Regions from separate parts of the Homo sapiens genome. Here region 2 is linked to region 1. A link is an interaction called in ENCODE POLR2A ChIA-PET data of the cell type or tissue named here. Cell type or tissue: HCT116. All regions are shown on one strand. Links, peaks and the distances in the headings refer to the core of each region. The heading gives the core; the rest is flanking DNA. Region 1 overlaps LOC107986229 (a long non-coding RNA gene). Region 2 has its middle 140 kb from the start of BTC.

Region 1 (16,714 bases), core at 6,586-11,585:
TCTTTCAGCATGTCTTTTACTTACTTTCATGCCCCTTTGAGTCTCCCCAATCATCTAGAAAGGGGATCTACTAGTGATGGCAACAAAGGAGCATGGACTGCTTAATAAGGCAATTTTTAACCCAAAAGAATAAATCCCAGCGTTAGAATTCCAAACACAATATCAAGTTGTGGGTAAGAATTTGGAGTAAGCAGGACTTCTCTACATCTCCAAAATGTTATCACACAAGCCTCTACCTGTATGTAAAGCCAAACTTTCCAGTATACAATTGGGCACTAAATTCCAGATAGTTTTTTTTATCTGGTCATGGCCTTGTAAGAAAAGAATTCTCCTTTCCTGTTTAATGTTAACATTTAATAACTATCAGGTGGTGACCTGGGCACTGCAGATCATTATCTGTTGTCAGTGACAGTGCTGTTCATTTTCAAACCAGTAAGAGAAGTTTTTTTTTCCTTTTCGTATCCGTAAAATTTGTGAGGGATTTAAAACTTGAAAAATGTGGGTTTTTCTTGCATTTCCAATGGACTAGGTCTTTACAATCATTAACTGTTTTAAAGTTGAGAAGAGCTGCTAAATTCTTCCGAGCGTGAAAAAAGATGGGCATGTGCTGTAAATTGACATAAAAAAAGTGGCAGCTTTGAAAGTTTGCAAGATCATTTTTACCAGAGCTTATATTTGGTATGAGATATCAGTAAAGCAGTTTTTTTTTGTTTTTTTTTTGTTTGTTTGTTTTTGAGATGGAGTCTCACTCTGTTGCCCAGGCTGGAGTGCAGAGGTGCCATCTTGGCTCACTGCAACTTCTATCTCCTGGGTTCAAGCAATTCTCCTGCCTCAGCCTCCCGAGTAGCTGGGATTACAGGTGCGTGCCTCCATGCCCGGCTAATTTTTTGTACTTTTAGTAGAGACGAGGTTTCACCATGTTGGCCAGGATGGTTTTGTTCTCCTGACTTTGTGATCCGCCCACCTCGGCCTCCCAAAGTGGAGGGATTACAGGGGTGAGCCACTGCACCCAGCTGTAAAGCAGATTATTAGGAGGAATAGTTAACTAGGAAAAAAAGGACAAACATCACATTTCACTTCTATCTGCCCTTAAGAAATATGACAATAATCTGAAAAATTGTCTAAAATACCTAGAATGCCTTGAGATCAATTTGATGACTTATCTGTTAGACAACTATACAGAAGGCAGATCTCTTCATTGCAATGCCCCCAAGAAGGCCTTAAAGGGACTGTTTTCTCCGCTATGTTCTATCTATCCTCACAGGTAGGACCAGCTATACAATTTTATTAAGAATTTTAAGACAATGATAATAGAGCATTAATCCAGCACAGGACCCTTCTGACCTGATTCTGTGCTACTACACAGGATGTCTATCTGTGAAGCTGGCCCTGCTGGAAGGGTCTGATTTTACTCATCTCTCTGCTCCTTTAGTGCTGGGTAAGTGAAGCAGAGGAAAGAGAATGTAGAGAGACAGACATGATTGAAAACTTGGCTTTTTTTCTTTTTAAATGTGTGGATGTGAGTGGGTGAGTTAAAGTCTTTGTCTGTTGCATGACACTGTTCAGAAAGTCTAATGCTGCATCTTGCACAAGAGGGTCTCAGTAAATGGTTCAGGAGACTTTGGGTTTGAATTCTATAAAAACCTAGTCTGTTGTCCAGGTGACTATGGCTCTATTTGAGTGAGTGCTAGGTCATGGTTTTATGGGCTTTATTTCATTCTATAGCATACATCCTAATGTTAGCTTATAAATACAATCATGCATTGCTTAATAATGGAGATACATTCTGAGAAATACATCATTAGACAATTTCATCCTGTGGGAACATCATAAAGTATACGTATGCAAACCTAGATGATACGGGCTACTACACAGCTGAGTTATAAGGTATCACCTATTGCTCCTAGGCTATAAACCTGTGCTGCAAACCTGTACAGCATGTTACTCTACTGAACATTGTAGGCGACCGTAACACAGTGGTAAGTGTTGTGTGTCTAAACATATCTAAACAGAAAAGGTACAATAAAAATATAGTATAAAAAGTTTTTAAACTTGTGCACCCATACAGAGCACTTACCATGAAAAAAAAAGCTTTCAGGGCTGGGAGTTGTTCTGATGAGTCAGTGAGTGTGTGTTGAGTGAATGTGAAGGTCTAGGATATTACTGTACACTACTGTGGAATTTTTATACACCATACACTTAGGCTACATTGAATTTATAAAAAAAAAAAAAAGTAATTATGCCTCAGCATTACAGTGGCTATGATGTCACTATGCAATGGGAATTTTTCAGCTTCATTATAATCTTATGGGATCACCATCATATATGCAGTCCATCCTTGACTGAACCATCGTTATGTGTCACATGACTGTGTACGAGTTTGGTCACAAGAAAAGCTGATTGAGAAGTCCTGGAGTGGCTAAATCCACTCTCATCACATAAAAACTAATTCAGAAGGTTTGGCAGTATTGTATCTCTATATAGTAGGTGGCATATTGTTATCATTACAAATAATGGAAGATTTTCTCCTTTCTTTTACTGTTTTATATTGCTTAACATATTCCAGATAGGTAATGGCATTTATGTCTTTTACTTTTTTGCTTTGAATTGACAATCGTAATATGTCTCTAATCTAAAAGCCAATGTCTAAATTCCAAATAACATAGAAATAAGGTGCTTCTTTGGAAATCCTCAGTTAAAATAAACTAAAATATCCTTTGTTTGAACTTCATATCTAATGTTGGAAAAGTGGTTACCTCACCGATCTGCTTCTAGTACTCACATTTCTTTTCTTTTCTTTTTTCTTTTTCTTTTTTTCTTTTCTTTTTTTTTTTTTTGAGACAGAATCTCGCTTAGTTGCCCAGGCTGGAGTGCAGTGGCTGGCGCGATCTCAGCTCACTGCAAGCTCCGCCTCCCAGGTTCAAGTGATTCTCCTGCCCCAGCCTCACGAGTAGCTGGGACTACAGGCATATGCCACCACATTGAGCTAATTTTTGTATTTTTAGTAGAGATGGGTTTTCACCATGTTGGCCAGGATGGTCTCGATATCTTGACCTCGTGATCTGCCCTCCTCGGCCTCCCAAAGTGCTGGGATTACAGGCGTAAGCATCCATGTGAGTACTAGGCTGGGTACTAGGCACCCAGCCTAGTACTCACATTTCTAAGAATAGACGTAATGAAAACTAAATAGGTGACCAAGAGAGAAATAGATTACACTCATTATTAATTATTCTATAGCTGCATGACATGTTGAAGAAAGCTTTAGATCAACAGTAAAATTAGTTAAATTATCTGCCCTGATTTCTTGTTACCCTGTATTTAAGATTTTTGCCCATCCTTGGACAAAGTTGCCATTGGAAAAAAGGAAATGTCCCTTTGGACTTGGATTTAGTCCTAAGATATTCTTCAAATGTTGACTGACACCTGAAAACACACATGGTTTTTGGAATACCATCTTTAAACAAGTGAAGATATTGAAGCCTAGAGATATGAAATAAGTATGCTGCCTAGTGTTAGGCACTTAAGCACGATGATGTTTCCATGTTCACAGGAAATGGAAAGATTGTCTCACTGAATAAATGTTTGTTTCTCTTGGCGAATAAGGATCTGACCAGTGTATTACTTGATTGTATTTATTTTATGTCCTTCTGTAGTTGTCTCTATCAGTGTGTGGTTAGATTTTTAACTCCCAAATGGTGAAGCTGGTGCTTAGTGTCATCTAATAATGTCTTTAAATCCCTCTTTAAATCTGGAGACCAGGACATGCCTGGCTTGTTATCATTATTAGGAATCCATTTTAAGATTCAGGTTTCATGTGATACACATGAAACACGAAGCCAGCCAGAAGCCACACTTGTATTGGTTGTTTCCATACCTTGCCTTTGACAATGGCATCAACTCTCACAATTAGCAATGTGGGAATCATAAGTGGATGAAGGGGATTGATGACATAGTACAGAATAAATGATATCCTCACATAGGCCTTTCCTAAGAAGTATTAACTGTAGGCAGCCACCACTCTATCTGGAGGAAAATGGATCACCACACTGATAAGCTTGAGACCTTCAAAAATAATCATAAATATAAAGCCTACAAGGAAAAATTAATACAATCAAATAAACTTCAAAAGCTTAAAAAGTTTGCTTTCCTCCTCCCCAGCTTTAATTTCTATCAAAGCTATGCTGTGAAAGCGTCAAAAAACTAAAACTCTACTATGTTTAAAATATGTAAGAAACTGGCTGATGAGAGATTATGGTGAATGAGGTCTGAGATGTTGCTGAATCTCTGTGTGGCTGCCTTTGGCTTGAAAATAAGAGCCTTTGTTTGCAGCCATCACTATTTTTGTTCCGTGGTGACAAAGTAGCAGTTTCAGATAAATGGCTGTGGGAATAGAGATGTGCCAGAATTAGGGGAAGAAGTACTGCATAGATGAGATTCACAGTATAACACAGAAAGCAGCAGTGATGTCACACAACAGTTCAGAGTTTGGAATCAATCAAACACAGGCATAATCCAGGCTCAGTCCTAGGTACATTTCAGTAAGTTGTTCACTACATCTGAACCTTAACTTCATCATCTCATAAACAGGACTTAAACAATCTACCTACCTACCTACCACGATGGATTGAAATTGAAATGGAGTGATTTAAAGCACCAGATCCAGGCTCATAATGGCCCTGGCACTTGCCAACCACATAACCACGGGCAAGTTCCTGAGTCTATGGACCTCAGTTTCCTCACTCGTACAAGGCAGGGAATGCCATCTACCTTGCAAAGTTGATTTGACAATTAAAGCTCCTGGAACATAATAATTAATAAATGTTAGTTATTCACATTCAACAAATACATAGTGTGTGCCTACTATTTGTGGGGCACTGCCCAAACTACTAATGAAACTAATGCACACAAAGTGCCTTGAGCATAGAAGACACTCAAGAAATATTTGATGAATAAGAGGAAAGGCAAGCTTCTTGGTGTGTCCCTGAGATTTGGTTAGGCTTCAGATATCCAATCCAGTATTCTTTAGGTGTCACTGGACAAATGACTGGTTTTTGCTGGCATTGCTAATTCACAGAAAGTAGAGTCCAAAGTATCCCTTTACCTAACAATAAGACTCACAGGAAGAAAGGAATGATTCATTGTACTTTTCTTTCTCTGAGGTATATTCTATTGTCCTGAGGGGCAACAAGAATCAGGTCAGCCAGAGGAGAAGACAAAAAAATTATCACAGATTTTTTTTAAGAAGGCACTTAAAATGGAAAATGAAATACATATTTTTCAAAATTAAAAGCCAATATCTTTATATTGAGGTAACTATGAGATTAGTGATTATGAAAACCTTCAATAAACGGTAAGCAGTATTTGATGTATTCATGCATTTTTGCAGGGGAGAAAGAGGTGATAGGTTTTATAAAGTTTTAGAGGAAATTGCTATTCATAAAAGGATTAAGACCTACTGGAGAATGAGTATTGGAGAAATAAAATTAGGAGATTAAAATGATTTTGAGGCCAAAGATTAGATGTATGGAATGTAAATGTAAATATAAAGAAGGGTCTGAGTCAGAAATAAGTGATCAAGCTAGTTAGTTTCCAAAAGGGATAAAAAAATCTACCTTAGGGAAAGCATTCTCTGCATAATTGGTGTCAAGATGCAATGAAGTCTGCTGATCCACACATCTCCCGATTAATTAGGGACTTGGAAGGTTTTTGAGAGATCAAAAATATGCATTATGAAAACACATTCTCAACAACAGTTTCAATCTGTTGATAATTTTCATAGATTAATTTGCTTGAAATATGAAACTCTAAAAACAGTAGACTTTGAAATCAACAACAAAAAGAAAAAATTGATGTCACCTGAGTTGAGTATTCAGTGCTGCTTTAATGCTTTTTAAAACAAAGTATGCCAACATCCATAGTGCATAAACAAAGTAGAGTGACATGGGTGCATTAGCATTTAATGAAAACAAATGCCAGGAAACACCCTTGAAATTTCAAGGCATTTTGTAAGAATAGGCATTAGGGAGGATCTGATGGGGTTAGAATGGATTGGTGTTTCAGAACATTCTCTCTATTGTTAATGAATGCGTGAATCAGCCACTTAACTTCTATTCTATCTGAAACATGGGGAATTCCCCGGAAAAGATTTCTTAATACTCTATCCTGAGCAACAGAGAACATCTCATGCTTTGCTCCATTTCTCAATTTACATTTTTTTTTAAGTAGGAGTGGTATAAGATAATGATCAGGGATGGGGGCAGAGAATGGGCATTAAATTTGGTTTGTAGACTTAGTGTTTTCAAATCCTGGATTGTTTAATAATTTTAAAAACAGACAGAAAGTAAACCAAATATCTGAAAATACAAAATTATTTTAATAATTATTATGTGTGCTTGTATTTACAGACATCTAGGTCTGTGTAAACTTTGACCTCTCACCCGTTTCTGAATATGTATTTATTCCGTCTTGATTTCTCCTAGCATCCATTTCTCCTTCTAGGAGTATCTCTCAGATCTTTCTAATAGAATTATCCCCACCTAGCTCATCACATATTAGATTAAGGTAGCACTAATCCCCCATCCCCAGCCTAACCAAATTCCAGGGGGTTATGACTTAGGTTATGCAATAAGAGTATTTTGTCATCTTGGCTGCAGTGACTGGCTCAGGGCCAGGCTTGTCCCAAGTCAGGCAAATGAGACTCAATCCCAAGATGTAAGTGCCTGAATTCTGTAGGGTTGCTGAGTTGGCAGGACATGAATCTGGACCTTCAAGGCCCCACTCTAGAGGACAGCCTTCTGAGAATGAAGACAGAGAATCACAGTGGCATTTGGGCATTTGCCTCCAACCATATCTGAAGCTAGAGATACCCCTAAACTTTTTGACATCTGAATCAATACTTTCCTTGTTCTTCCTTTTAGGGGCTAAGAGGTAGGAAAAGGAGGAGGTTTTTCTTGTAAATCCAGTTTAGATTTAGTTTAATAAGTTTCTCCAAAGAATGTATACAAGAACACTCTCTATTCTCTTTGCCTGGAAAACCTTCTTGTCTTCTCTTTACCTCCCATATGCTCATTTTTTAAGGCCTAGCTCAAACCCCACTCCTTCCAGGAAGTCTTCCTTGAATATCCAGCCAGATGAGCTCACCCTCCTTTGACCTCTTACAGCACTCAGTGTTTCTATCCCTTATCTGCCAGGATTGTTGACCTTGTAGTGCTGGTTGTTGTTTTTTTTTTTTTTCAAGTGATACTCTTAATTCCTAAAAAGGTAAAGTCAGTCCTTAAATGTTTTTATTCTCCTCAGCCTTTGCCAAAGAAGGTTATACACAGTATGTGAGCAATATATATTTGTAGCTTTAATTAATGTGATAAAAGTAGATACATTTTTTATTCACTGTTGTCCAGGATAAAACCTTGCATAAAATACATGATTGCAGTCATAAGGAAGATAAACATCAGGGATTGCAGCTTTCAGGATGATCCTATCTCATGTAAAAGGAAGGGCAAATAGAGAGTATTAGAATTGTGACCTCATGCGTATTATATGGTGAACATCTTTCATTGCTAGGAGCAAAGAAGCTCAGTGTTAGTCTCTGCCATTTATCATGTTTTACTCACAGTATTCTCAACATCAGAAGAGTCTTGGTCTTATTAAACCATAATATATATTTTAATTAGGCATTAAACTGAAACCTATAAATGAAATAAATCTCAGCTATTAAAATATCTGAATTCTCAGCACTCAACACCACCACACTTAAGATCATTTCAACAAAATCACCAAACTTGCTTACCAGAAAGAATGATTGCCCATGTCCTTACTTGAGCTCCCTGCTGCTGCAATCTATTTTTCTTGTTCAGTTCCCTGTTTTTCACCAGCCTCATTCTACAGTCTGCCTGCCACTGGTTTAAAAACGTATTCAAATCAGTAGGCAAGCTGTATTAGGATCATACTGTCCAGACTGTTCTAGCAATGCTGATGCATTTAATATAAATGCATTGTGGACATACTGTGTACAATGCCTAAAGGAAGTCCGGCAGGTTGTAAACAAAGGTTCCACTCAAGAAAAAACTTAAGGCTTAACAGAGAAAAGAAACCTGAGCTCCAGTCTTTCTGATGTAAGTGTAGGCAAAGTGAGTGTCCACGTTCCAGAAGTGTGAGTCTTCCCAGTCTCTCCCTGTCCACCCTCCATCCTCCTACCACTCACAAACCTCCTCTTCCTTCCACTTTTGTGGGGCTGAGTTTATCACAGAGCTGAATGTGTCTAAAGAATAGGAACCTGGGGGTAGTTAAATGCAATAACAATTCTCCAAGTCTCACAGTAACTTAGAAGCCAAGGTTTCAAAATCACAACTGTATTTCTGGTCCCAGATTCAGCCATTATCAGTCTTATCACCAATTATATTTTTCATTGGGTATGGGCAAATTGTTTTCTGACAAGGTCATTTCAATAAAATTGCTTTGATTTTTTTTAAGTCTATTGTCTCAAATTCACATTTCATCAGTTTTGTCTCACAGATAGGCTCATGTAGCATAATTCCTTTTTTCATCATCTTCCAAAACTGATCACTGCAAGATTACTTTGTGAATGTTTATTTTCATATTCTCATTGGTAACTGGTGGCACTTCAAGGTGAAGAATGTGTTTTTCTTGGTCATTACATATTTGACTAATGCCAGAAATTACTTCCAGTTGCTTACCTTGTTGCCTGAGAGATTTAAGTTTGCTGCATGAAAATAGCAATTTGAAAAGATGAAAGTTTAACAAATGCTATAAATAGCAACCAACGCTCTTGTCATTATCATTAACTACAGCACCACGCCCACTTCCCTTTCTGTTGTCTGTCATTAACTGTTATAGCTGAAGTGAAACTTGTTTCTAGTACAATCACTAGAATGAACAATGAAACCATAAAGAGATCAAAGGATTAGTGAAATAATTTGTTCTCTTTCATGCACGGAAAATGAACCTGACTTTCAGGGATTCATACTGACCAAAGCTCCTTTTGAGTTCCAAAGTTTGCTGCCCATTTCCTCTTCCACTTCCCTATAAGGAATGTCTCAATTGCTCAGTTTATGAAATGTTGTAAAAAGAAGAATGCTTATGGTAAGAAATTACTTCCTTAGGTGTCTGAATGGGTAATATTTTCTATACTTACTCTACAAATCATAAAACTAAGTCTTGTTGAATATCCATACAGCACACATTAACCATTTCTAAAGTAGTTTCTTTTTACCAATCTTGGAAATGTATTTATACAAGTGCTAGATTTGCAGGTGCTATTACCAGTAGTTAAATATTTTTAGAGTTGAAATGTTCCAAGCCAAAAAGGATTTGGTTCTTCCCCAAAGCAAAACACATAATTGGAGAATTGTGGCAATGGTAGATAGAGATGTTGCCTTATAAAATCTTCTGTAATATGTGGCTATTTATTTGGCATATATTTTCATTATGAAAAAAATGAATGCAGAAGATTATGGGGAACAATATAACAAACATCCATGTAGTCATGACTGAGAATTAATGATGTTAACAAATATTATGTGGAAGCTAAAATAAAGTTGATCTCATATAAGAAAAAAGTAGAACAGAGAATACTAGAGGCTGGGAAGGGTATGAGAAAGATAGGGATGGGGGAAGATTTGTTAAAGGATACAAAATTACAGCTAGAAAGGAGAAATAAATTCTAGTTTCTATACCACTGTAGAATGACCATAATTAACAACAATATACTCTATAGTTTCAAATAGCTAGAAGGAAGATACTGAATGTTCCCAGCACAAAGAAGTGATACATGTTTAAGATGATGGATATGCCAATTACTCTGATCTGATCACTATATATTACATGTCTCAAAATATCACCATGTACTCCATAAATATGTACAATTATGTCAATTATTAAAATTTAATTTAATTTTAAAAAATTAACATTTTGTCCTACTTATTTCGAAATTTTTCTTCCTTCCTTTTAAAATAAATTAGACATAAAAAACAGCTATAACGCCCTTCACAGCACTTGATTTTGCCCTTTCTTTTCTGCTAATGTTTTCATGTGCTAGTTTAATTATTCATCTTTATGGTAAGTGTTTGAAAACAAAAGCTTGCTTGCCTTTGTTTCTTGTGCTAGTGACTAGCACAATTTCTGTAGCATAATAGATAAATGCTTGTTGATAAATGAATGAGTGAATAAAACTTCTTTTTCCTTTGCTATTTTTCTTCCTACCTCTATATACCTTCTTCTCACTACAGTTTAATTGGCTAATATAGGGGCTATTTATTTCGCGTTTGCTCCTCCTTCCAGGCATTGGACTGATGCCCTGTTTATCACTGGAGTCCAGTGGGGTGTCCTTGGGTGTTGGCATCTGTTGCTGCTGCGTTTAGTGCTGAGGTACTGAATCTTTCCTGCTCTTTGGAAGTACAGACATCTGCTGCTGAAGTTTATGATTGCTGTGCTAGTTTCTCGTGTTGAAGTGACATGTGTCGCTTTAGGGAACAAGAAGGTGTGACTTACGGTGCTCTCTGACTGAACACGCCACATTGCCTTTTCCTCTCTGCTGCCACCACCACATGTTGAAGGACACTCTGTGATGTGGTTCGTCCTAGTGGTCCCAGTGTGAAGTGGCGTGTAAGTCCCTGCTTTTATCACACTGCTTCTCCTTGTATCTGAAGTTTCTATCACTTCATTGCTCACTCTCAGCTCATGGTGAAGTCCAGGACATTGTGGGAACTCAGTCCCTGAGAAACTGGGAATATCTTCATCCCTGTCTTGGACTCAGATTTATAAAAAGTGGAACACAGTGGTTAAGTGCTCAGTCTCTAGGGTCAATGTAGCTGGGTGTAAATCCCAACTCACCAGCTTCCTAGCTGTGTGGCTTTGGGCAAAGCTATTCGCTTTTCTCTGTTCTGAGTTTACTCATTGTAAACTGTTATAGTAGTACCAACCTCATAGAGTTGCAGTAAGATTGAAGTGAATTACACATATAAAGCATCTAGAACAGTACCAAAGAAATAGAATTAATGCATCATTTTATCATAAACTTCTCAATTTTACTGATGCTGAAAGAATTGTTTTCTCCAAACTGCCTCACAAATATGGACATTATTAACACAGTAAATAAAGTTAATCACAAGCAACATTTTGACCCTTATATTATGAAAACACCCTCTATACGTTGAAGATTTCTACAAACTAGGAGTATTAACCTCAATGACATTAGATATAATGAAACTGCAGCTGTCACATGAAGAGTGATTAAAGATAGGCAGCCAAAAATGTTTGAAAAAAGGATTATAGAGAAGTATCAGGTAGTTAATTAATAGGAATATTATGTTGTCATACTAAATAATGGTCACTTTCATGAACAATTTCACATTTGTAATTTGTATTATTTTTTTTAAAGAGAGCCCCTAAAGCTTCATCCTCTTCTGTATAATCTAAATTTGTTCCTGAATTATTCTTAATCTTTTTTAAAAAATGAACTTCTTTGAGAATCTTATGCATTCCATGGACACTGCCCAGAAATCTGCATACAGTTTTTGTACAAGTATAAGGAGTTCACCTATACCCTTAAAGCCCATTCACGAACCCCTGGTTAAGAACCCCTGATTTAAGGAAGAACCTGCTGAGCTTAGCATTATACATGAAACATCAGTTGAATAAGAATAACAGCTGCCCTGAATTTTCTTACAGACACCCCAGCCTCATATCCCTTCTTTCCACCTTGTTTCCCTCAGTTTCTCATATACTTATGGCTTTTCTGCAGGCCCCAATACCAATTAAAGCTTTAGACAGTGGATGCCCTGGCAATGATGAAGAGATGGTGAAGTGCTCTTACCTGTGGGTTTTCTCTAAAACAAACATTCCTCAGGAGAAAAGTCACACTTATAAAGAGTAAAAAGGAGGATTTAGTTTTTCCTATTGCCAGCTACTTCAAATAGGCCAGCAGCTTCCCACACAATCCCACAGCAACATTGTTTATGCCTAACTCACCACACCATGCTAACGTGGTCTCATTATTTGTCTCTTTCCCAAATTATGAGGTTTTGGCAAATGGAGGCTATTTTATTCATTATTATGACTCAATCTCTAGAACATAGTAAAGCATCAATAAATGATTATTCAGTGAATGAATGAAGAGAATTAGGTTTTCTTAGCTATTTTTTATACCTGTTGAATAAAACCCATGGAACAAAAATATCTTTCCCTAACATGGCAATAACCACAAAGCTTTCTGCAGTTTATGTTACTAATAACTTTTATTCTGCTTTTATCCTAATATTCACACAGCTAGCCAATGTAACCTGGTTAACAAAATCTGAAATAATATTCATGTTAGGCAAAATTTTTGAGGTTGAAACTAAAACATGTGTGCTATTTATTCATTTATTTTTACATTTATTATAATATTACTGGTTTGTGTTCTCTGGGAGTATTGAGATTTTTAATAATCAAAATATGTTTTGCACTCCCAGGAGGTGGTGTACTGGCATACAGCAGAATCCACATGGCTTTCTTACAACAAAATTACAGATTGAAATGAAAAAAACTGCTTCTCAAGCAAAAGTGTTCTGGATTCCCACTCAGTTGGACTTCATAGTCAAAGTAAAGATTGCCGTTAAAATTGAATGTATGGTTTTATCCTTGGCTGGCCACCTTAAGAGCTCATAATACTAGAGTCATCTCAATGCTTAGTAATTTCCTGTAATGAGTTTAGGCAATGAGTTGATGGAATTCCCAGAAAAGGCCCTAGATGTGGATCTAACCAGGGTTCAGGCCTTTATCATCTGATGCGTTTTCACACTTTGTCCTCATAGGCACTTCAGGAGGCAGTTACTGCCAGTTTAATGTGATTTAAAAGCCCTACTTCTTGGGTTCTCTTTTATAAGGTTGCTTTGAATTCACATAAAGAGTATTTATGGGTTGCCTAATGGTTAAGAATCTGGACTGTGGAGCTAGATTTGGGCAAATTTAATCTCTTTGGCCCTTGGTGTCCTCAAGTGTAAAATAGAACTAACAATAGAATCTAACTACTTCATAGATTTTTTGTAAGGATCAAATGAGTTAATGTTTACAAAGCTCTTTGAACACTCTGGCACATAAGTACTGTGGACGTGTTAATGATTATTAACCATATTGCATCACTATAGCATTGCATTCTTCCCATGTTATGCACCATATTGGGTTGGTATATTAAATGGAGCAATGAAGAGAAAGGGTTTAAGTGGGAAGGGGAACTATCTGAGTTATTCCTTGAAATATTTTAAGTTTTATAATAAAGTAGAGGAAATTCTTTAAGCAGAAACTCCTCTGAGGACATTTAGGAACCTGAAAGCACAGGTACCAGTAGCCGATCTCTTTGCTGATGCTCTACCTAATCATGTGGCTGTAGGCTGAACGTGAATTAACAAACTAGGGGATATTAGGGAAAGTATATGTGACTCTAGTATAACCAACAAAAGTTAAATTTTTCTAGGTATTTGACTGTCCTGGAGATTCACTAGTAAGTACAGTACCCTAGCCTTTAGTTGGGAACCTGGAGGTACAAGGTCAAGGTTCTGGTCCTTGGAAATTGTGTAATAATAGTATCCTGGTGGAACTGCTCACACCAAGCTCACCACGCCCACTCACCTGTCCTTGCATTCATCTTACTGGTCTTATGTACAGCGTTTGACTGAAAATGCTCTCCTTTCTTGACTTTCATAAGCCCATGCTTTCCTAGTTTTCCTTTTAATTCTCTGGTCCACTCATTCTTAGTGTCTTTTGCTGGTCACTGAGATATTTCCAGATGTAATTCCACAGGGTTTGTACTAGGTTCTCTTCTCCTCTCTCCCTGTACTTTTCCCCTAGTGATTTAATCTATTCTTATTATTTTAAATATCATCTATAAAATAATTAATGTTATATTTACATATTGAGCCCAGACTTTTGACTACAAGAATCATTATATTCTACTTCCCCATTGACCTTTCTGTTTGGATGTTTTTCACAGAACATGTATAGAAGTGAACTTTTGATTTTTTCCCAATTTATTCCTTCTCCTGTCATTCTTATTTTAGTAAAAGGCAGCAGAAGTCTGGAAATTCACCTTGACTATTTCTTCTCTGTTAAGTTCTATTTTTTAAAACTGTGTAGAATACTCACTGCTACCATCATAACTCAAGCCACCACCATCTGCTATCTGGAAAACTGTGATAGCTTCCTAAAGTGCCTTCCCATTTTCTCTTTCCCCTGTCTATATATTTTCACATGGGTGGGAAATTGACAAATATTTCTAAACATGCCCTAGAACATAGTGAAGAAATCAAATGTAGAGAAGTTAAGTGAATAACCCAAAGTGAAGAAGTAGCAGCAGTAGAGAGCTTTCCACACACAGCTCTCTCCTCTTTCTTTCAACAGAGCAGCTGCCTTATTAATGTATACTTTAGTGGAAAATGTGGTCCCCCTCATAAGTATGCTTTACTGTGAGTATTTTCACCTTTCTCAATGATGCTAGCATCTGCCTTTGTGTTTCGCTCCACTCCAATCCCAGCCAACATGCTTGGGAAGTTTTCTCTTAACGTTAGTTACCCTCTGATACTCAAGTCTTTTAGTTTCCCATTTTCCATTCAGAGATCTCTCTATCCATTTCATGCCAGTTGCCCACTCACATCACCATAATGTTGACTTCAACATTATTCAGCACTGCTCCACCCACAATGTTTCCACATACAATTCCTCTCTCTGCCTGTAATCTTTTCTCCCACCTCTTCCAGTTCCTAATACCCATGGTACCTGCTCTTTAGCTTCATCAAAGCCCCTAAGTCTTCAGCCTCCTCCTCTACTACGACTTCATTTCTCCTTTTCTGGAAGTAATTGGCTCTATGCAGCTATGATTTTATTTCAAGAAGGAAGCCACTCTTTCTCATCCCTCTGACACAGCCAAACATAGCCCCTGCCCCCCCAAGAAAAGTCACAAAGTGGCATAATGGGATCCAAAACAAAACAAAATCATGCTGTCAACATCACTTATTCCTTATGAAGCTGAGCATTTCTTCCATTCATCTGTTTTTGATATTCTATTGAATTAATTATGATGGTTGTTTTAAAACTTTTTCATTATTTTAAATTTCCAACCTCATTTCATCATACTTATTCTGAATACAGTGGCTTTTCAACCCTTTGCTAAATAAGTAGTACCAGAAAATTCATGTTCTCTTTACACACATTCAATTCTGTTTCTCTTTCTCTCTCTCTCTCACACACACACAGACAGTCGGACTAAAAATTAAATGAATTATATATAGTACAATGTTATTTAGAGGAGACAATCTTACAGAATCCAAAATTTTATTTTCCTTCAGATTTCAATTTGCAAAAGTTTCTTTTTCATTTCTCATATTACAGGCAATCACATTTGATATTACTAGAACTTTCTCTTCACCTTAATAAAGAGTAGATGTAGTGAATTAACATTCTCAGGTAGAAGTGACTCCACCACAGTTGTCACCTTGCAAAGGGGAATCCAAGGCACTGAAATCTTAAATCACACTTACTAAATCCAAAGAGCAAGAAATTCGTAAAAGGAAAGACAGTTTTTCACACCAGATGCCACCTAGTGTACACAAAATCTAACACCACCATCTGTTAAAGTTATAATGATTTTGGAAAAATCAATTTTTATAAAACTTTATGCATAACTTTAATTTGATTAAAGTTTATTGCAATTGTAACATTGAGGCAATTTTTCAAAAAATGATTTAAATATTGTGTAGTGTTCTCAACTCCAAGACAATAATATAATTAAATATCTACACAATAAATTCTATACAAAGGCCACAGGTCATATTTATATCATATTTGCCATATGCCAGAAACCAAGTAGTTTACATATCATCGGTTCATTTAATCATTACTGCAAGCCAGTTAGATGTATACTATTACTATCTTCATTCTGAGGGTCGGATTACTTGGCCAAGTTCACACAGCCTGAGCCCACACTTTTAACCATGTAATTTCACATCTAATCTTGTTCAGTGTCATATTGTTGAATATAAGATTCTGCATATACATAAGTATAAAAAGCCTAATATTGAAAAACAAGCATACAGTAACAGCATCAATTAATACACATTGGTCAAACTGAACTGATTACTGAAAAAATAAACTAGTAGAATTTAGACACCGGTACTTATGAAGCCAATGTAAATGACTGAACACATACATAGGCCAACAATTAGGTCAATCTAGCCAACAATTATTGAAGTTTATATCTGCTCAGTTTATCAGTAAGTATAAACTTTTTTTTATTTTATCTGGGGCTATATATGCTTCTTCTTGGCCTTTAAAACTGTGTATTCTAACACACGTATTCACACCTAGTACCTCATCCATGGAACCGGTAATTTTAGCTGATAATTTTGAATTCTTTTCGTGTAAATTGATTTTATTCACCAAATAGTTAGATTTGTTATTTGCAGTTCATTCCTTTTTATGCTCACCCATTTAAGGTTCTGGGTTTAACGTCTAGAGACTTAAGTTCAAGGCCTGACTTGACCACTTACCAATTGTTTGACCTAAGGCAAGCCACCAAAGTTCCCAGTTTCACTTTTCCCATCTGCAATGATACCTTCCAGCCAACTTCACAGGCAAAAGGGTCAAGTGAGATAACATATATGCAAATGCTTCTGAAACTACAAAGCACAGGATAATGTGAGGTATTGCTCACATCTGATTGCTCCCA
Region 2 (16,714 bases), core at 5,355-10,354, 110 kb before region 1:
GAGTAAATGAATGAGGTCTCCAATTGTCACAAGTCAGCAAATATTTGCTGAGACCCAGAGGCTGTAACAGTAGTTAATGACATTGTTCTGTTGCTTTGTAGCTCTGTCAATTTACTGAGACAGAAAATATGATTATGTTACCAGTAGAACCATGGCCTCCAGAGCAGCCCTTTAAAGGCTTAGAAGCCTGTAGGCAAAATGGGTCCTGAAAGAACAATCATCTATTAGTCATGGTATTAAAGTCAGTACTCCAGGCATTTACTCATTTGCAGCTTTTTCTATTTTACAAGTTTAAGTATCTCATAAGATTTCACTTACTCCATAAACCCTTATATTAAAAAAAAAAAAAAGTAAAGAGAAAGCTCATTTCAAGTTTCAAGTAAAACTTTCCAATTTGGCAGAGGTACTAAATTAATTTTCATTAATTACTCAGCATGACAATTATTCACACAGCACCTAGCTCTGGGGTAATGGTAGTGAGCACGTCTGAGCCTGTAGGTCAGGGGTTTCAGAGGTGTGGGTTCAAGTCTCAGCTCTGCATCTGCATAACCTGGAAAAGGTCAAAAACCCATGGTTTTTGTAGTGTACATTTTCAAAGAGTTTTTAATATGTCTGACACTGTTCTGAGTACTTTATATTTAATCTCCATAACAACACTATCAAATAAGTATTGTCTCTATCTTTATTTTAAGGATAGGGAAAGTAAGGCACAGAGAAGTGGAAAACCGTCTAATGGAATGGAGTAAGGAGAAGGCAAAGTAGGATTCCATTCCAAGTAGGATTCCATTCCAAGCAAGCTGCTATAAGAGCTGGTGCTACTGACCACAGTGCTCAATTGCTCTTCATAAGATCCCATGCTACAAACAGTAGAGAAAAAAATCCCCTGGGAATAGTCTGTCTATTCCTCCATAAATTTAGTATCCAATCAGGCCTTGAATCGTAGAAAATTGGATATATCTACTTCAAATATAATAAAGGTAAGGCAGCACTTTTTGAAACTTTTCTTGGGAGTTAAAAAGTTAACTAACATTATTACAGATTTGTAAACAAGGTTTTATTTGACATGGGTCCCAAGAGGCTCATAAATATCTTCCAAAATATTGTGGAGACTTACTGGCTAAATCTCTCACCTGTGGCTTTGGCCAGTGCTGAACTAATGTTTTTTGCTGAGTATGGTCAGTGATTTTTATACTGTTATCCGATCTACTGGGTTTTACCCTGGGGCCCATCTTTTATCACATTATTTTGAAAATCCTAAATTACCTGTAAATAAAAAAGAAATCAATTTGCCTGTGCTCTGCTGAAAATTAGGTTCCGGTTAAACTTTAAAAAAAAAAATCTTTTTCTTATCAATAACCAAACTGTGCTCTTGGAGTTTAATTATTCTAAGACCATACATTGTTCAATGGCCAACCATGGAGTTGAAAAGCCTGATTTCATTTAGTTTATCTATAACCAATGATTTGGAACGTTAAATTTAGCCATATGATAGAATAAGGATGAAGAAAATCATAGGAAAAGTGTATTTTCAATAAGGTGTTTGAGAAGAGAATCAGATCTCTCTCTCTTTATTTTTCTGTCTCTCTTTGTATGTGGGTATCTGTGTGTTTTTTGAAGGTTAAGAAAGATGACCTTTCAAAAGTAAAGAGTAGTCATCAAAAGTCTGTTTAGTTACTAATATCTTCAAAAGTTTCTAGTGTAAAACATCTTTTTTATCCTTTGACTACCTCTTTTGAAATGCATTTGGGATATTGACCTCACCTTTCACCTCACTCCTGTTTCTCATTCTCTTATGACTCATATAACAACTCCACTCCTTCTTTTTCAAAAATGTGTGGCAGTTGTGACGGAAGTACTTCTGAGTCAGTCAGAAGTAGGGAAGAATGCCAAATGGCTGATTCACTCCCCAGAACTTGGAGGAGGAGACAATTAGGGAATTAACTTCAGTTGTGGGGGTAATGGTTTATACAGTGGTTTGTGCAAGCTCACTTACAACCTGTGACATGCAGGAAATTCACCTCAATTTTTTAATTCAAACACCTACACTACTCTTGTCTTAACCTGTTGGGTATGGGTACTATCAGGAAAAACATCCTTTCTTTGTAATTTTTTTCTGAGACAGAGTCTCACTCTGTTGCTCAGGTTGGAGTGCAGTGGCATGATCTCGACTCACTACAACCTCTGCCTCCCATTTCAAGTGATTCTCCTGCCTCAGCCTCCCCAGTAGCTGGGATTACAGGCACAGGCTACCATGCCCGGCTAATTTTTTGTACTTTTAGTAGAGATGGGGTTTCTCCATGTTGGCCAGGCTGGTCTTGAATCCTGACCTCAAGTGATCAGCCCACCTTGGCCTCCCAAAGCGCTGGGATTACAGGCGTAAACCACCACACCCGGCCTACAATCCTTTCTTTCTTTCTTTTTGAGATGGAATCTCACTCTGTCTCCCAGGCTGGAGTGCAGTGGCAGTCTTGGCTCACCACAACCTCCACCTCCCAGGTTCAAGTGATTCTCCTGCCTCAGCCTCCCAAGTAGCTGGGATTACAGGCATGTGCCACCAAGCCAGGCTAATTTTTTTTTGTATTTTTAGTAGAGACGGGGTTTCTCCATGTTGGTCAGGCTGGTCTTGAACTCCCCACCTCGGTGATCTGCCCACCTCAGCATCCCAAAGTGCTGGGATTACAGGTGTGAGCCACCATGCCTGGCCAGACAATCCTTTCTAAGACTTTCTTTATAAGTTTTAGAGTAGGAAAAAATATTGTCAGCAACTTAGGATCACTGCTATTTCATTTTTCTTGAAATGGGTCCAATAGGGTAGCCAAATTCCTTGGGTGAGGGTTCTATAGAAGTCTCACAAAATGAGGATCAAGTACAACCAGGTATGTACTATTAGATGTTATAATTGCCTTACACATTTGGGCTGAGAAGCACTCCATTGTGAAACTTGAAATACCCAAGAAGTAAAAAACAAAAACAAAAAAAAAAATAAAAACTGTTACAAAGAGCTCCTAAATAATACATTATTGCACCTATTTGTCTTATATTTGACCTAAAATTGAGTCTAAAATTTGATAAGGTGTTTTTAAATTTCACTTGAAAAAAGTAACAAATGTTCGAAATATATGGGGGCAAATCAAGCGTACGTTGCTCTTTAACTCATTCAGATATCATACCAGCGAGTGACTCTGGACTTTATTTCCCATAGTGAAGATGAAGAGATCTGTGTTCCATTTCATTGTAAGGCTGACAAAATCATCTCTCTCTACCATATATGTCTCCATTATGTCTAAGTTTCGTTTTTTAGACATGAATTTAAATTCATCTGTGTATCTCTCACCTTTTCCACATGAGAGTTAGGTAGGAAGTTACAAAGGAGGGATTCTATTCTTTGGGTTGAGAATGGAAACAGGCTTTGAATGCTACATGGCCATCTTTCAAATGTCATGCAACAGAGCTTCAGCAATGTATTACATTCAATGGGCATTGCGAAAGTTTGAGAAAAGGAACCAAGAGTAGCAGCACACTCCCATTGTTTGGTGTGGCAGAAGGAGTCTGGTAAACACAGAATTGAGAATAACTGAGATGGAAACAATGTTCAGAGTCAAAGCTTACAGATCAATATTTGGAAGACAATGAGAGTCAATGACCAGAAAAGAAGAATGTTGTCTTTCAGTCTATATAGAGTGCAAAAGTGGGCATTCTTTCCATTGGTCCTTTCCTCTGTTTCTACCTTGTGTGATTGTCCAGTTCTTTATAGAGCATGTGGTAGAGTCTTGGGAGACTCCAAACTGGTCAGTTTGTTTCTCTGCTTTTTTGTTTTAATGTTTCTTTGCTTTTTTGTTTTCTATTCTGTCTGAGAATCTGCTTTCTTGTCAGCAAGCCTTAATATTTTATTAGAAAACATTGTGAATTTTCTCAGTAAAGACAGTGTATTTACTTCTTCCTTCATATCTTTGATAGAACCTAAGAGGTGCTGTGTTCTCAGTAGGTCCCAATCCTCAGTGAAAGTGATACTTCATATTTCCCATCTTGTTTCTGAATAAGTTGAAAAGTAATAGACATGAAGGCTAAATTATCATTGTCTTCCTAAGAGAGATTAGGTTAGAGTACTGGGCTTTAGATTTGTTAACCCAAGTGGACTTGCTAATGTTGAACTCAGATTTAGGAAGAACCACTCCAGTCACAGCAAGGTGGGCCACAGGATGGGACTGTCTAGGGAATGCTTTTCCCAAGGAGGCACAAAGCAGAATTTCTACTCTCCATGGCTAGATTCACTCTCATCAGGAATACCTGGGAGCTGAGCCAGGCATACCCAGTAATTTTTCCAAATTTACTGGATAAGTCAGTCATCTCTCTAAATATGAAATGAGTAAAGATATTAAGAGAGATTCATGAGTATGCAGTTTGAACTCCCTTCATGGGAAGCAAATGCCAGGATTTGGGAAGAATCATCCTGCATTTGCATTTGCCCTTTGGTGAATGTAATGAATGGCCATTTGTGGACACATCATGTGTTTAGGTTGTGCATATATGTATACTGGGAGGATGCTTTATGCTGGAGATAATTTAAAGAAAATGTTAATTAATAGAAAGACTAGTTTGTTTTATTATGGGGAGTTTGGATTTGGTGGCAGGAGTTGTTCCTCTTTTTTCCAAATTGTATGTTTTCTATATGTGTTATATAGTAAATCCCAGCATATCACTTGCTTATTTAAATTGCTCCAACGGCTTCACACTGCACTTAGACTACAATCCAAACTCCTGTGATGGGCAGAAGGCCTAGCAGGCCTCCACATGGGGCCCTTGCCTACTCTGATCTCTCATATCTCCATGAATACTCTGCTCCAGGAGCAGCCATAACTTTTTATTGTTGATGGTCATTTTATTGATTTTTTAAAAAATTGATTACACAAAACTCTTTCCACTTAAAGCATAATTGTTGCTCACTTTACCTGGAGTCTTTGCATGTCTGAGTGCTTCTTGTCATTCAAGTATTTGCTCAAATGTCATTTCCTCAGAAAGGCCTTTCCTGACCACCTAGTCAAAAGTAGTCACCCGGTGACTTAGTCATCCAGTTGTTCTATTCTCTGCACAGCACTTACTGCAATCAGACATTTGTGTTTGTTGTTTATTTATTGTTTATTTTATTTCTCCTGTTGGTGGTCTGAAAACTCAATGAAACCAGTGGGCCTGTCCATCTTCCTTGCTACTGTGTATCCCAGTCATGCATTTGTTAGGAGCTCAACAAGTGTTTGGTCAATGAGTGAATAGTTCCCCTCATCACACTACTGCTGAGCATAAAAATCACCCTGTGTATACAGCAATTAGTTCAGAGGCCACGCCAAAGCATAATGTCAGTTTTGGACATAGATGAAAGTGAGGATGCATTTCCTAACAAGCTTGTTGCCAGCTAACACAGAGAAATGAGCATTGTTAACCAAAATATACCTTCACAAACTTGAGAACAATCACTATAGTTTCAGAAAACTTCATGAGATTTCACCGGCTAAAATATTTCAGTAGCTCGTAAGTATTCCCATGGGTCAAAAGCAGTTTTCATTCAACATTACTTGTTTTTCCAAAATGATTTGTGTTGAAAAGATTGGCATGGGAACAGACCCACAGACATTAGTCTAGATCTCAAACATTGTCTGTAAAAACAAAGGTACTATGCAGATTTCAAAAACCAGGTGTGTCATTGTTTGGGGATAATGAACCAGTATGGATAATCTAGTCTCATATCTTACATTTGAACTGCCTCTTATGACTGGCTTTTAGGGGAATTTTATCTTTGGGGCTATGATTCGACTTTCTACTCCCTGCTTTATCCCAATGGATCAACTTAGAAAGGTTGAGTATTTCAGGGGTAACTCTGATACAAGATTGAATATTATTTGAGATTGAATTTCAGTTTTGAAGATTTTGTTTGATGTGCATCTTGGTGTCCTGAAGGGAGGCAGGCAAAGTGTGCATCACTATGGCACAAGTATGTTTGTGCTTTTCCCTCTTTCACCATCTTCCTTCCAACCAGGTCTTCTAGATACATATGGACCATTAAGTAGTAGTGTTGATACTCTTGTTTGTCTCCTTCATCCCAAAGTATTTGTTTAATATCCAGCAATGTGATGAGGAAGGTGAGGCCTCCTCCAAGAGCTGGAGCTGCACATGGGTGAGTTCATGGTAGCCTCAGGTTTAGGGCATGGTCCTGGAAGGGAGCAGTTATTTTCTTTTCTTCATCTAGATCTGCCTAATTTATGTGTGTGTGTACATGTGTGTGTATATATGAATTGCTTTTCCACAGGAATTGCTTTTTCATTGTGAGCATTTGATAAATCCTGGTCTCTCATGCTTTATTTCATGCACCTGTAATTCAGGCACACAGATTTATCTAGACTATGACTCAAGGATCTCTGAGGTTTATACTGAATTTCTAGACTTAGCTTAAAGTTTCATCTTTGTTAATATGAAGTGGTTCCACAGATGAACAAACAGTGCCAAACACGAAGTGAGGTGTACCGACGGTCCATTTTTACGTTATCATTTTGATTCTATTAGCCACCAGCTTGAATACTGCCAGATGTGAGTGCCAGAGTGAAAGTGGTGAAGAAAAGTTGATACATCTGAGCCAAAAGGAGATATGCTGAGTTCCACTTTAAACTTAGAGGACTACTTAAGGGAAGTATTGCTTCTTGAGTTGAAAGCAATAAGCACAATCCAGTAAATTCAATCTCTTTTGGAGGGGAGTCTGCCTCAGGATCTGGTCTTTTTACTCATGTCAAGACCAATTCCTTCCTAAATTCCCCTGCACAAAGAGAATGCATGGACTGAGGGGCTATGTGCTAGAATCTCTCTTGGTTTAAGATTTTACCCTATTTGCCAAGGACTAGAGGGTAAGGAAGTATAGTTTGTGGAAAGGAATTAAGATAAAGTCATCGACCTGCATGTTATGTCTCATAGCATGAAGAAAAGCACTAAAAGTTCATTGTCATCCTTAGTATATACGAATTGTCAGAAACCCACCCAATGGGGAAAGGGATTTTGTCTTTTTCTCTGGTGGGGCTAGAAAAGTACCTAGTAAAAGATCAATGGATATTTATTGAAAAATTGAATCAATGCATCGATGAAGACCTTACATTCTGTCACACTTATCTGAGTCAGAATTCATTTGCCCCTGATAAATAAATTCTCCTGCTTCAGGCCTCAGGTCAGATCAAAAGAGGAGACCACATCATAATGGGGTGATTTACCAGCTCGGATCCACATCATACTCATCATTTTTCACTTACAAACACATTACAGTTTGAGGAACAGAAAGCATGACTGTACATCCCTGCAAATACTTGTCAGCTTGTGAACAGGTCCAGAGATAACCCACTAGATAAGTCGGTTGCATCATTCAAGAAAATCATTTACTAGACCGAGAAGGAATCCAGCTTTTTCTTGCACGCAATGGGCAGGTGAGTTCAGAGAACAAGGGAACATGCTGTAGGATTTTCGCTGCGTTTCAAGCATTGCAGTGCAGTTACAAGTTAGGGTGAGCTGGGTCAGTTTACTTAGCACAGCTTACCATTGCGTTTCGTCAGAGGATCAATAGGTAAATTTCTTGTGACTGGGCTCTGGAAAACCCAACTCTCACCTGGAAAGGTCAGAAGAAAAAAAAATACATAAACAGTTAACATTAATTTTCTATGGGAATTAGCCCCTCTTCCATTTGTAGCTCTAGGTTTGTGCACAAATTGATAAGCCACCAGGTAATCCTAGGAAAAGTACTACAATTATCTTTGTGGATGTTTGTCTGGACTCTATGCTGTACTCTGCTCCTGAGTTATTAAGAAGTAGCTAACCTTCTTCATACCTGAAACCTACTGATGTCTAAAGATGTAAGAGATTATATAGATTCTTCTCTAAGGAAAAGCAGTAGGAAAAAATATTCTGATCTTTTTCTGTGATTTCCTTCTCAGTTTTGTGCCAATTTCTAGACATATTTACAGAATATAATTATAGAAATCAAACGGTATCAAACAAAGCATCTTTGGTCTGTCATGAATATTCAGTCCTAAGATAAAACAAATCAGTTTAGATTTGAGGAAGATTAGAAAGAAGATTTGTGGAATGACGTTTAAGAAGTTAAGAATGCCTGGTTTCATTCAGAATTTTCAGATGTGTCCTATTGGTGAATGGGCTTTATTTGTAGTTCCTATGTAAGTTTACATTTTTTCGGTAATGTTTAAAACGTTTTCTGCTAAGATTGCCTTTCTAACTCAGAATTTCCTTCCGTGCTCTGAGAGGATTTGTTCTAGAGATAAGCATCGATATCTATGGCTAATAATTATTTAACAGTTATGACTTACTAGCATTACAACGACTCTGTGAGACAGATTCTACATTGGTCTGAGGTTTGGATAGCTTTATTTATTTTTTTTTAAAAGGCCTTTTTATTAACTCTAAATTGAACATTAAGCTAAGCACTTGAACTACAAAACTAGAGAAATTATAATAAAAAAATCTCTGTAGTCTTGAGGAGGCAAAGATTTCTTAGAGCAAAAACAAAGAAACAATAACAAGGAAAAATGCACCCAGCATTGAAAAATGTTAAGAAACTAAAAGGTAAATCACAGATTAGGAGACAATATTATAAAATTATGTCTGATAAATAACACAATTGAGTAAGAAGAGGATAACCTGATTTTAAAATGATTTGAACCCATGCTTTACAAAAGAAGATATAAGAAATGCATGAAGTCCATAGAAGGATCCCCAATATCACAGTCATCAGGGACATGTAAATTCATACTGTGATGGAGTACTACTACAAACCCACTAGAATGGATAAAAATCAAAAGATCTACAATGCTGAGATATGGTAAAGATGTAGAGCAATTATAACTCTCATGTATTGGTGTGGGGATGCAAAATGATATAATCTTTTAAGAAACAGTTTGACAGTTTATTATATAATTATATATTTACCATAACAGCATTCCCAATCCTAAGTATTTTCCAAAGTGAAATAAAAGCATATGTCCAGAAAAGAATGGGTACTCTATTCATATAGTAGCTTTTAAAAATAATAGCCCTAAACCAGATCCAACCTAAATCAACTTGTGAATGAATAAAAAATGTGTATTATTGTGGAAGTCAGTGTGGCGATTCCTCAGGGATCTAAAACTAGAAATACCATTTGACCCAGCCATCCCATTACTGGGTATATACCCAAAGGACTATAAATCATGCTGCTATAAAGACACATGCACACATATGTTTATTGCGGCACTATTCACAATAACAAAGACTTGAAACCAACCCAAATGTCCAAAAATGATAGACTGGATTAAGAAAATGTGGCACGTATACACCATGGAATGCTATGCAGCCATAAAAAAATGATGAGTTCATGTCCTTTGCAGGGACATGGGTGAAATTGGAAATCATCATTCTCAGTAAACTATCACAAGGCCAAAAAACCAAACACCGCATGTTCTCACTCATAGATGGGAATTGAACAATGAGAACACATGGACACAGGAAGGGGAACATCACACCCTGGGGACTGTTGTGGGGTGGGGGGAGGGGGAGGGATAGCATTAGGAGATATACCTAATGCTAAATGACGAGTTAATGGGTGCAGCACACCAGCATGGCACATGTATACATATGTAACTAACCTGCACATTGTGCACATGTACCCTAAAACTTAAAGTATAATAATAATAAAAAAAAGGAAAAAAAATGTGTATTATACCCATTCAATGAAATGTATCTTATAATAAAAGGGAACGAACTCCCACATATGTACCAAGATGAACAAATCTCAAATCATTATGCTAGTTGAAATAACACAAGTGCAAAAGATGGCATATGTGTGATTGTATTTGTATGAAATTCTGTAAAAGGCAAAACAGTAGTTACAGAAACCAGATCAGTGTTTATCAAGGGCTAGGAGTAAGGAGGAGATAATATGGAGACAGTGAATTCATTTGTGCCTTAATAGTGGTGGTGGTTATATGACTGAATGCGTTTGTCAAAATTTATTGTACTGTACCCTTAAAATGGGTATATTTTTATTATATGTAAATCGTACCTCAAAAAATCTATGTTACTGTGGCAAGATTATATGAAGAGATGTTTTTAAAGTTGCTTCTCTTTGCCTTTTCTTGTGCTATTGCACTTAACCATGATTTTGGTGCAGCATTTGCTTTTTTATACACTGCCAAGAGGGAGGACACAGATGCAACTCAGAACTGTGCTGTCCAATGTAGTAACTGCTAGCCACATGTGCCTATTTGAATTTCAATTAATTAAAGTTAAATGAAATTTAAAATTCAGTTTCTTAGTCACATTAGAAGAGCTCTTGATACCACCTATCAAGAGCTAAATAGCCACAGGTAACCAGAGGCTACTGTACAGGGCAATACAGTTATACATAGCACATTTTCATTGTCACAGAAACTAGACAGTGCTGGCCTAGAATACATTTCTTCTTCCCTTCCCCCTCCCCTCCCCCTCCTCCCTCCCCCTCCTCCCTCCCCCTCCTCCCTCCCCCTCCTCCCTCCCATCCCTGGCCCTCCCCCTCTCCCTCCCATTCCATCCTCTCCCCTCCCCTCCTCTCCTCTCCTCTCCCCTCCTCTCCCCTCCCCTTCCCTCCCCTCCCATCCCTTCCCTTCCTTTCCCTCCCATGCCTTCCCTTCCCTTCCCTTCCCTTCCTTTTCCTTCCCTTCCCTTCCTTTTTTTTTTTTTTTTTTTTTTTTGACAGGGTCTCACTCTGTCACCCAGGCTGGAGTGCAGTGGTATGATCATGGCTCACTGCAGCCTCAAACTCCTGGGCTCAAGCCATCCTCCCTCAGCCTCCTGAGAAGCTGGGACTACAGGCACGGGCCATCACACCTGGCTAATTTTAATTTTTTTTTTTTGTAGAGATAAGGTTTTATCTCTGTGTTGGCTAGGCTGGTCTCAAACTTCTGGCCTCAAGCAATCCTCCTGCCTCAGCCTCCCAAAGTTTTAGAATTATAGGCATGAGCCACTGCACTCAGCCTAGAATACATTTCTAAATAAATTTTATAAGCACGTAGCACAAACAGAGTCTGAATGCCTTTGATCTGCAAAAGTTGCACTTCGTTAGATGAGAAAGAGTATTCCCCCACGCCTCGAAAGAGGGTATTAAAGTATTTAAGCGTGAGCAGTGTGTTTACCATCATCCTGGGTAGGAGAGTATATAGACAATGAAAATGGGTCATGATGGTGTCAGAAATTTCAGGAGAAGGTGTCAGACCACCAAGACAGGGACTAGTCAAGATGAATGAACCCTCAGAAGTTGCCAAAAAGGATAGAGAAAATCAGGCCTAACAGGCATTCTTCTCAGAATGCCAGGACCATATGCAAGGCCCCCTAAGATTAGCTCACCTCAGAAAAGAGAAAGGAAGGGAAACTTACAGGGAAATAAGAGGTCCTAGAATTTGACTGGGGTGCTACTTAAAGGAGACATGAATTTTAAACAGAGATGATCAGGTTACCATTAAGATAAAGTTGTCAGCCACCTGTAGAGATAAGCCTTGTAATGTAATAGGAATTCAGTTAAAGGGAAATAAAATTCATCTCACTTTACCAAATCAGAAATTTCCATACATTTTCTAACAGAAACTCACGATAAGAAATACATTTCCTATCCTATCATAGTATGCCTTTACACATATATAATTGAAACAAAAATTTACCCCATCTATTTGTAATGCAATATATTTTTATCCTAATCTAGTTCTTTCATTTGAAAAAAAAAAGTGTTGGTTGAGATTTACTAAGTTAGTTTCATAATCCTTGATGGCCAAAATCCAGAGTTGTGAATACAGTGAAGTAAATTTTTCATTTGAGAAGAAGGAAGATGAGAAGAATTAGTTAGCATAAATGATATTGAATAAGAGTTACATCAGGTTTTTCAGATAACCATGGTGGGTTTTTTTGTTTGTTTTTAAATTTTATTTTATTTTTCCTGCAGGGTGAGAGTCATGGATCTTTGGCAAGTAAATCAGTTAGAAGAATGATGTAGTCATTTCTCAACCTTTACCATTTTTAATCTAGAAGAGGAAAGTTCAAAGAGTAAAGAGTGTAGAAAAAAGATGGTTTATTGGTTTCTCTGAAACTAGATATTTACAGATGAAAAGAAGCTGCTGGTAGAGGAATAAATATAACATTAAATTTAAACCAATTAGACAATGGAAGAACATGCTTAATGAATTTTGTTACTAAGCCTGTAAGTGAAAAGGGGAAAGGAAGCTAATCCTGACAGAGCACCTTCTTGCTACTGAAGATTGGAAACATATGTAGTAAGGTAGGATGTCATCTGAATAAGTCAAGCTGGCTACTCACAAAAGAGTCTCAAGATCTAGCTCTAGATCTGCAAATTTGATTTTGTTGAACTCCCAAAGTTGATCCATTGCTTGAGGATACTGACACTAACCAAACACATAAAAGATTGTTCTGTAACCAGAATGCCGACATATGTATTTACAATAGGAAATGAAATTCCTCAGCCAGCCAGATATTTGCATTCTCTAGATAGACCATTCTCTTCCTTTAGAGTGATGTTTTTTAGGAGTCTTTCTTCTGATACCTGTATTAAAAATTACCTGGGGCTTGTTGAAAATTAAAATTTCTTAGTGGATCAGAATGGGTATTCTAGGGACCCAATGGGGAGGGGAAGAGATCTGAATTTTTAACAGGCACCCCAGTGGAATTCTGATCACACTAAAATGTTTAACAAAAACTATGTAGTCCCTTGGGGTGAAATGGATTCTGCATGGGGAGTCTGGTAGATTTGTTCATTGAACAAATATTTATTAAGTTCTTAAAATGTGTCAGGTTCTATTCCAAGTGTTCTGACACATGAATCACATTATTTTACTTACTGTAGCTATGTAGTGTATTTTAATATCTGATAGACCAATATTCTTTTCTAAAATATGTCTAGCTAGTCTCATACTTTTTAAGATGGGGGCCTGTGTTGTGTGGTAGTTGATTACTCAGGCTAAGCAATAGATTCTGATGACCTTAGTTTAAATCTCAATTCCCGCACTTACAGTCTAGAAAATCTAAGGACTCAGGGAAAATGGCTCCCATTGAAAACAAGTTTTGTTTCTGGATCTTTTATTTCTGTTCTGTTGATGGATTACTGTGCCAATTCCAGATAGTTATTATTCAGTGGATTTACCATATATTTCATAGTATGAAAGGGCATGCTTTTCCCTTATTGTATATAATGTAACTATATTTTTCAAAAAATTATTGGTGATTATCATTCATTGTTTTAAATTTCCAGAAGAAATTTAAAGTAAGCTTACTGGGTTAAGATACTGAGATTCTGATTTGAATTGCCTTGCGTTTGGGAAAAGATGGCATCTCTGCAGTACAACTTCTTTCCACTCAAAAACGTGGCATGTGCATCTATCCAGTTCTTGTTTTACATTCCTATAGTTTACACATTTTCGAGGAATTTTTATTCTTCCATTTACTCCTAAATTTCACTGGATTGTCTTGCTAGTTATTAAAGATCTATAGAAAAGCTATCTCTTTTTCTATGTTTGTTTAGAAAACTGTCACGTACTGATTTTATTTTTAAAAACTTTCTCTGTAGATGATCATTCCTGAAAATAATAACATTCTTTCCCCTTCCAGTGTTTATAACATGTCATTTAGAATCTTATTTTGACAAAATTTTCAAAGCCAAATATGGCTTTGAAAAACTATTTAATAAAATAGTAGCCACAATGGTGAAAACTCCCACCTTTTCTTTTGTATTTAAATGACACACTATACCTATTAGGATGACATTAGACACAAGTAATAGAATTCCCCATTAAAGACACTTACGTTATAAGTCTTCTGAGTCAGATTCTTAATAATTAACTTCATTTTTGCTGATTTTTTTGAAGATTTCAAGATGGCTTCTGGGTAATAAAGCAGGCATTACATTAAAATGTAACTTATAATGTCAAATTAATTTTCAGAGGGTTACATACCCACTAGTGATTTGTAAACATTCTTGTAGCTTCATATTTTAATTAACACTTGGTAATATCATACTTCATATCTTTGGAAACTTATGAAAAGGAAAATTCAAAATAAGATCATTTGAGTTTGAATATATTTCCATGTGCTTCCAAAAGCTTGACCAGTTGCTTTTCCTCTTCTCTAAATGTATGTTAATTGTTTCTTGCTCATTTTACTGATCAATGTTTATTCTTTCATTTTTAGTCTTTCTTTAAGAAAAGTCTATTCTAGCTCATTTTTTATATATATAGGGAATATTTTCTAACAATTTGTGCAAAAGTAATTTTCTACCATAACTACTTGTCTTTTCACTTTCCTAATGATGTCTTTAATAAACAGCTTTTCAGATATTTTCATATAGTTACATCATCAGTGTTATCTTTAATATTTCTTTGTATAAGAAATGTTTTCTCAGTCTGAGGTAATAAAACATCTAAAATTTTGCCTTTCACGTGTCTTTAATTCCTCTGAAACTAACTTTTGAGATTAATATAAGTAGGAATTCAATATTATTTTCCTTCATATGGATAAAGAATTCTCCCAGTTTCTTTTATTGCTATTTTGTATATGAATATATATATATATATATATATATATATTTAATTTCAACTTATATTTTAGATTCAAGGGGTGCATGTGTAGATAATGTTACCTGAGTATATTGTGTAATACTAAGATTTGGGGTATGATTGATCCTGTCACTCAGGTGGTGAGCATAGTACCCAATAGTTTCTCAACCCTTGCTCCCCTTTCTCTCCTCTCTTGTAGTCCCCAGTCTATTGTTCCCATCTTCAGGTCCATGAGTACCAATGCTTAGCTCCACTTATATGTGAAAATGTGATATTTTGTTTTCTGTTCCTGCATTAATTAGTTTAGGATAATGGCCTCCAGCTGCATCCATGTTATTTCAGAGGACAAGATTTCATTCTTTTTTGGCTGCATAGTATTCCACAGTATATATGTACCACATTTTCTTTATCCAATCCACTGTTGATGGGCATCTGGGATGATTCCATCTTTTTGCTGTTGTGAATAGTGTTGTGATGAACGTATGAGTACATATATCTTTTTGGTAGAACAATTTATTTTCTTTTGGGTATATACCCATTGGTGGGATTGCTGGATCAAATGGTAGCTCTGTTTTAAGTTTTTTGAGAAATCTCCAGATTGCTTTCCACAGTGGCTGAACTAATTTACATTTCCACCAACAGTGTATAAGTAGTGTTCCCTTTTCTCTGCAGCTTCACCAGCATCTGCTGTTTTTTGACTTTTTAATAATTGCCACTGTGATTGGTGTGACAAGGTATCTGATATGGTTTGGAACTGTGTCTCTACCCAAAATCTCATATTGAATTGTAATCCCCAGTGTTGGAGGTGGGGCCTGATGGGAGGTGATTGGATCATGGGGGTGGAGTTCTTATGAATGGTTTAGTACCATCACCCCTTGGTACGATATAGTAAGTGAGTTTTCAGAAGATCTGATTGTTAAAAGTATGTAGCACATACCTCTTCTCTTTCTTCCTCCTGCTCTGGCCATGTAAGACATGCCTGCTTCCCTTTCACCTTCTGCCATGATTGAAAGTTTCCTGAGGCTCCCCAGAAGCCATCATGCTTCTTGTACAGCTTATGGAACAATGAGCCAATTAAGCCTCTTTTTTTTTTATAAATTATCTAGTCTCAGGTATTTCTTTATAGCAGTGTGAGAACGAAGTAATACAGAGTCTCATTGTGGTTTTGATTTGCATTTCTCTGATCATGAGTGATGTGGAACATTATTTCATGTTTATTGGCTGCTTTATGTCTTCTTTTGAGAATTGCCTTTTTATGTCTTTTGCTCATTTTTAATTGCTTTTTGCTTATTTATTTAAGTTCCTTATAGATTCTATATATTAGACCTGTGTTGGATTCATTGATTGTAAATATTTTCTCTCATTCTATAGGTTATCTGTTTATGCTGTTGATAGTTTATTTTGCTGTGCAGAAGCTCTTTAGTTTAATTAGGTCCCAATATGAATTTTTATTTTTGTTGCAATTGGTTTTTAGGACTTAGTCATATATTCTCTCCCAATGCCAATGTCCAGAGGTTTTTTTTCCAGGATTCTTATAGTTTGAGATCTTACATTTAGATCTTTAATCCATTTTGTGTTAATTTTTATATATAATGAACAATAGGGGTCCAGTTTCATTCTTCTGCATATAGCTAGCCAGCTAGCCTAGCACCATTTATTGAATAGGGAGTTCTTTACCATGATTATTTTTGTCAACTTTGTCAAAGATCAGAGATCTGTAGGTATCTGGTTGTATTTCTGGGTTCTCTATTATGTTTCGTTGGTCTACGTGTCTGTTTTTGTATTAGTACCATGCTGTTTTGATTACTATAGCCTTGTAGTATAGTTTGAAATCAGGTAATATGATGCCTCTGGCTTTGTTCTTTTTGCTTGGAATTGCTTTGGCTATTTGGGCTCTTTTTTGGTTCCATATGAATTTTAGCATAGCTTTTTTCTATCTCTGTGAAAAAATGGAATTGTCACAGTTTTCACTGCAGAATAGTCTCTCACTTCTCCCAGTGATCTGAAATGTTACCTTTGTCATATACGACATTTCCATATCTATGGGTGGGGTTGCTTCTGGTTTCTCTGTTTCCCTCCATTGCTTAACTTGTTTGTCTCTGAGCCAC

What was found. Peaks named below come from ENCODE experiments on the same cell type or tissue, not always from the same donor. Only the 100,000 strongest peaks of a DNase experiment are listed, where the experiment ranks them.
Region 2: POLR2A ChIA-PET joins it to region 1 with 26 read pairs; 5 of 35 experiments call an interaction of 5 or more read pairs at or near these places.

What each region holds. Positions count from the first base shown.
Region 1 is chr4:74,535,616-74,552,329 of GRCh38, reverse strand. It overlaps LOC107986229 (a long non-coding RNA gene), which reads left to right. Exons shown (of 3, transcript XR_001741513.2): 3 at 1-2,730. Among named protein-coding and RNA genes, the nearest start is that of AREG, 99 kb to the right of the region's middle. In HCT116, for the core only: a CTCF peak has its summit at 10,465; DNase peaks (open chromatin) are centred at 8,128 and 8,842; H3K4me3 peaks cover 2,267 bases; H3K27ac peaks cover 5,000 bases.
Region 2 is chr4:74,645,112-74,661,825 of GRCh38, reverse strand. No RefSeq gene overlaps it. Among named protein-coding and RNA genes, the nearest start is that of BTC, 140 kb to the left of the region's middle. RefSeq lists enhancers at 1,869-2,368, 1,251-2,452, 6,648-7,847 and a silencer at 3,361-3,655. In HCT116, for the core only: no CTCF peak of the experiment used is centred there; a DNase peak (open chromatin) is centred at 7,415; H3K4me3 peaks cover 726 bases; H3K27ac peaks cover 4,712 bases.